Linked DNA regions of Homo sapiens: region 2 is linked to region 1. Evidence: read pairs that join two places in POLR2A ChIA-PET (ENCODE). Cell type or tissue: PC-3. All regions are shown on one strand. Region 1 has its middle 65 kb from the start of RANBP6. Region 2 overlaps UHRF2 (ubiquitin like with PHD and ring finger domains 2).

Region 1 (2,500 bases):
GAAGCACCCCTCTGCGCAAAAGTAAAATTGCTTGGTTAAGAATCCTTTGTTTGAGTGTTCAATTTCCTTAGGATTTTGGGCATTATTCTCAACAATTCTGGTGCCCAAATTCTGGGGCTCAAATACTCTCCTTTGGGAAGGGGGTCTTTGGTCACCTCACCCAGGGGTCCCACTGTCTTGTTATGGTGGCCAGAGGGTGAGGGGGGTCAGGGCCCACCCATTGTGATGAATAAATCTGGGTTCTCAGCAAAGCAGGGAGGAGAGGCTTGCAAGACCGTGGCAATAAGAGGACCAGGTAATTCTTGTGCATGGAAAAAGGTAGGAGACTTCACAAAGGTGACAAAGTATTTCCTTGGTGGTCAGGATAATTTGGAGTTTGACAGTGTGTGAATGGGGCTAAGCATTATGGTTGTGTGGAGTGAGTGAGTCTTCTCTGCGGTTTCGTGTTGCCATCTATCGACTAGGGGCAGGAAGAGTCACAGTAGACAAAGAGAAAGAAGGGTACAAGGAGCCTCCAGAGGGGTGAGCTATAGGATATGCAGGAAACCCTTAACGGGAGAGGCTAAGCCTCCAGAAAGGGGGAGGTAAGACACCTCCAACACAACAGGTTGAACCCCCTCTTAAAGCCTCATTGAGCCTCTAGAAAGAGGGGGGTAGACACCTCTAACAGGAGAGGTTAGAGCCCCCCATAACCCCTAAGATGGGGAATGTTTCATGTAAGACAGGAAAACTAAAGAGTCAAGAGAGCAATGAAATTCCTTCTGATAGCCCCTTGGGGCTTATGCTAAAGTATTGGAAAGATAATGAGAGGACCAAGTATAAACGAAAACAGCAGATGATAAAATATTTTTGTTTTATTTGGGCTCGAGAACCCATCCTGAAACCCTCACTTTTCTGGCCAAAATTTGGGTCAAATGAGGAGCGGATTTGTCAGCTCTTAATTGAGCATGTTAATGATAAGAGCCCTGTTTCCCAGGAAGAAATTGATTACACCCTCTATTGGTGGCAGGGACCTATCCTCCTTTACCCTTTAGACTCCGGAGGGAGAAAGCCAGAAGCCAACCCCTCTGGCAGGGAAAGAGTTCCCATGTCTAGACAACCCACACCCACTAACACGTGGGACCCTCTAGATCACCTTCCTCCATTCAGTGCCCCCATCCCACTCCTCCAGTTCCTGTTTCAGGTCCCTCCCCTGCTTGTGTCACTCTTCCAGCTGCCCCCAATCCCGCCCCTCCGGTTCCCGTTTCAGGTCCCTCCCCTGCTTGCGTCACTCTTCTGGCCGCCCCGATCCCGCCCCTCTGGTTCCCATTTCCGTTTCAGGTCCCTCCCCTGTTTGCATCATTCTTCTGGTTGCCCCCCAGTCCCGCCCCTCCAGCTCCCGTTTCCATTTCAGGTCCCTCCCCTGCTTGTGTCACTCTTCCAGTTGTTCCCGATTCCGTCCCTCTGGCTGCGGTTTCGGGTTACTGCCCAGCTGTTTCAGGCCACTCCCTCACCTGTGTCACTTGCCCGTGTTCCATTCCCCCAGCTGCTGCTGCAGATCCCTCCCCGACCTGTGGTTTCTATACTCATATACTCATATTGCTCCTCCTGCCTATAATCCTCACTTTGCAGAATTACCATCTTGTGAGCCTGCCCCCCTCCTCAACAAAACTATTAAGTATCCCTCTTTAAAGGGGCTTCAATGTGAAATAGAGCAATGTAAAAAAGATATTCGAAACTTTCCATTTCCCTCCACACCTAAAGAGCCAGATCCAACTTTCTTTCCTCTAAGGGTGGTACCACAAGGACAGGGGGTGGCTATTGGCTTTGTAAACTCTCCCTTGACCAGTTCAGAAGTCCAGAATTTAAAAAAGGAGCTTAAGCCATTATTGGATGACCCTTATGGAGTAGCAGATCAAATTGATCAATTTCTAGGGCCTCAGATATACACTGGGCTGAGTTGATGTCCATTTTGGGTGTCCTCTTTTCAGGGGAAGAACGAAGTACGATTCGGAGGGCTGCTATGGTGGTTTGGGAATGTGAGCACCCTTCTGGTCAAAATGTTCCTCCTGCAGACCATAAATTTCCCACCCGAGACCCCCAGTGGGACAATAACAATGCAAATCACTGGGAAAACGTGAAGGACCTAAGGAAGATGATAATAAAAGGAATTCGAGAATCAGTACCCCGAACTCAAAATCTTTCTAAAGCATTTGATATTCAACAGGAAAAAGATGAGGGACCTGCTAGATTCTTAAACAGATTGAGGGAGCAAATGAGACAATATGCAGGCCTTGATTTGGAAAACCCCCTTGGACGAGGAATGTTAAAACCTCACTTTGTTACTAAAAGTTGGCCAAACATTTCAAGAAAATTACGAAAGATAGAAAGTTGGGAGGACCAGCCTCTGAGTGAACTGCTCAGGGAGGCTCAAAAAGTATATGTGAGAAGAGATGAGGAAAACAAAAACAAAAACAAAAGACAAAACTCATGTTTTCTGCCTTCCAACAGATGGCTCCAA
Region 2 (2,500 bases), 350 kb after region 1:
TGAAACTCCGTCTCTACTGAAAATAAAAAAATTAGCTGGCTGTGGTGGCGTACGACTAATCCCAGCTACTTGGGAGGCTGAGACGGGAGAATCACTTGAACCCAGGAGGTGGAGGTTTCAGTGAGCTTAGACCGCGCCACTGCACTCCTGCCTGGGTGACAGAGCAAGACCCCATCTCAAAAAAAAGAAATTTTAATCTGAAGTTATTTATTGCTCAATATCATTATTTTGCTCTGTTTGATAACTGAGCAATATTTAACCAGTTTCAGATATTTTCATATGTTATTGCAAGAAACTAGATACCACTACTACATATGGAGAGCCTATGAAAGATTGTACAGAGGCTGGGTCCATCCATTCACATTATATGTGCATTTAACATAAATTGAATCACACTGGGTCTAGATTGGGAACTAATTTTCTGAAGCAAGATGGACATTCGAACCTAAGTTCGTTTTAATTTTGGTTTTTGTGTATGGAAGCTTTTTATGATGCCAGAAAGATCGTACTTTCAAGTGGCTGTCATCCTGGACTAAATAATGACTGTTTAGAATGATGATGGTAAGCCTTTACAGTTTAGCTGAGCATGTGGCACTGTTAAACTTCTTACATGTTTTCTTATGCTCATTGTATAATAGAAAGTACTGGAAAGAGGAGAATTATCATTGATAACTTCTTATTTCTTTTGTCCACAGTACAGTTCTTGATGTTTAACCTTTTTGATTATGAAATGTATTAGACAATACAAAGAGCACGATCACTGTCTATAAACACCATCCAAGTTATGAAATAGAATAACAATACTCCCAGGAACTTACCAGGTGCCTCCTCCTGATTATAACTCCCTCTTCCCTAGTTGTAACTGCTACCCAGACTTCTATGGTAATCATTTCTTTGTTCTTTACTAACTTTCTTATTAATATTAACCTTTAACAACCTATTAATAATCTTTAACTTATTTATGCAACCCTAATCCCTAATTTTCTGGTTTCTGAACTTTATGTAAATGGAACCATATTGCTTTTGCTTTTTTTTTTTTTTTTTTTTTTTTTTTTTTTTTTTTTTGAACGATCTCATTCTGTCACTTGGCTGGAGTGCAGTGGCATGATCATAGCTTACTGCAGCCCCAACCTTCTGGGCTTAAGCGATCCTGCTGCCTCAGCTTCCTGAGTAACCGGGACTACAGGTCTGTGCCACCATACCCAGCTAATTTTCAATTTTTCGTAGAGACAGAGTTTCACTATGTTGTCCAGGCTGGTCTTGAACTCCTGGGTTCAAACAGTCCTCCTGCCACTTCCTCCCAAAGTGCTGGGATTACAGTGTGAGCCATCACACCCAGCCCTGCATTTTAAAATTTGTGATTAAAGAAAGATGGGGCCGAGTGTGGTGGCTCATGCCTGTAATCCCAGCACTTTGGGAGGTGGAGGACAAGTGGATCACTTGAGGTCAGGAATTCGAGACCAGCCTGGCCAACATGGTGAAACCCCATCTCTGCTAAAAATATAAAAGGTTAGACACTATGGTGGTGGATACCTGTAATCCCAGCTACTCAGGAGGCTGAAGCAGGAGAATTGCTTGTACCTGGGAGGCAGAGGTCGCAGTGAGCCAACATCGCACCACTGCACTCCAGCCTGGGCAACAGAGCAAGACTCTGTCTCAGGAAAAAAAAAAAAAGGAAGATGGTACAATGAGAGAACAATTTTCAGAGTTGGAGAACCTGTATTCTCAGCTTAACTCCCACATTTTTTACCTGTGTATCTCTTGAGCAAATGTATTTCATGTCTGGACCTCATTAGAAAATGGGAATTATTTTGTATTATAATTAAAGGAGGTAAAGTATGTAATGGTAAACAGCTAATGTTTACCAGCAGTATGGTAATAAGACTGTACTCTGAGGTTTTGTGGTTTTTTTGTTTCTGTTTCTTTTAGACAGAGTCTTGCACTGTCATGCAGGCTGGAGTATAGTGGCGGGATCCACGCCTGGCTAGTTTTTGTGTTTTTTAGTAGAGATGGGGGTTTTAGCCATGTTGGCCAGACTGGTCTCGAACTCCTGACCTCAGGTGCTCCACCTGCCTCGGCCTCCCGAAGTGCTGGAATTACAGGCATGAGCCACTGCACCCGGGCTATACTCTGAGTTTTAATGAGTCTTAACATTGAACGTATATACTTAGTAAGGAGACAGTTGTTTCATTTGTGTGTACTATATGCTTGCTGGGTTGGCACGTTACATGAATTTTCTCACTTTATTTCAAATACACTGCAAGATGCTGGGACAAATTAAGTAACTTGTTCATGGTTACACTTAGTGGGTGATAGATGAAGAACTTGAACCTAGGTTTACCTGCAGAGCTGGAGTGTTTTCTGCAAAACAAATGGTACCTAGCATATAGTAAAACCATCAAATATTTGCTGTTGGTATTTTCTTTTTTTAATGATTGCCCCTTGCCTCCCATACTTCAGGTTTTAAAAATATTAGATATTTGGACAGGGGAAACTTTTT

Evidence for each region. ChIA-PET counts read pairs that join two places held together with the same protein. Peaks named below come from ENCODE experiments on the same cell type or tissue, not always from the same donor. Only the 100,000 strongest peaks of a DNase experiment are listed, where the experiment ranks them.
Region 2: POLR2A ChIA-PET joins it to region 1 with 12 read pairs; 3 of 35 experiments call an interaction of 5 or more read pairs at or near these places.

Annotation. Positions count from the first base shown.
Region 1 is chr9:6,079,122-6,081,621 of GRCh38, forward strand. No RefSeq gene overlaps it. Among named protein-coding and RNA genes, the nearest start is that of RANBP6, 65 kb to the left of the region's middle. In PC-3, no CTCF peak of the experiment used is centred here; a DNase peak (open chromatin) is centred at 1,390; H3K4me3 peaks cover 1,117 bases; H3K27ac peaks cover 810 bases.
Region 2 is chr9:6,427,507-6,430,006 of GRCh38, forward strand. The region is part of intron 2 of UHRF2 (ubiquitin like with PHD and ring finger domains 2); the gene reads left to right. Among named protein-coding and RNA genes, the nearest start is that of UHRF2, 16 kb to the left of the region's middle. RefSeq lists an enhancer at 1,700-1,819. In PC-3, no CTCF peak of the experiment used is centred here; no DNase peak of the experiment used is centred here.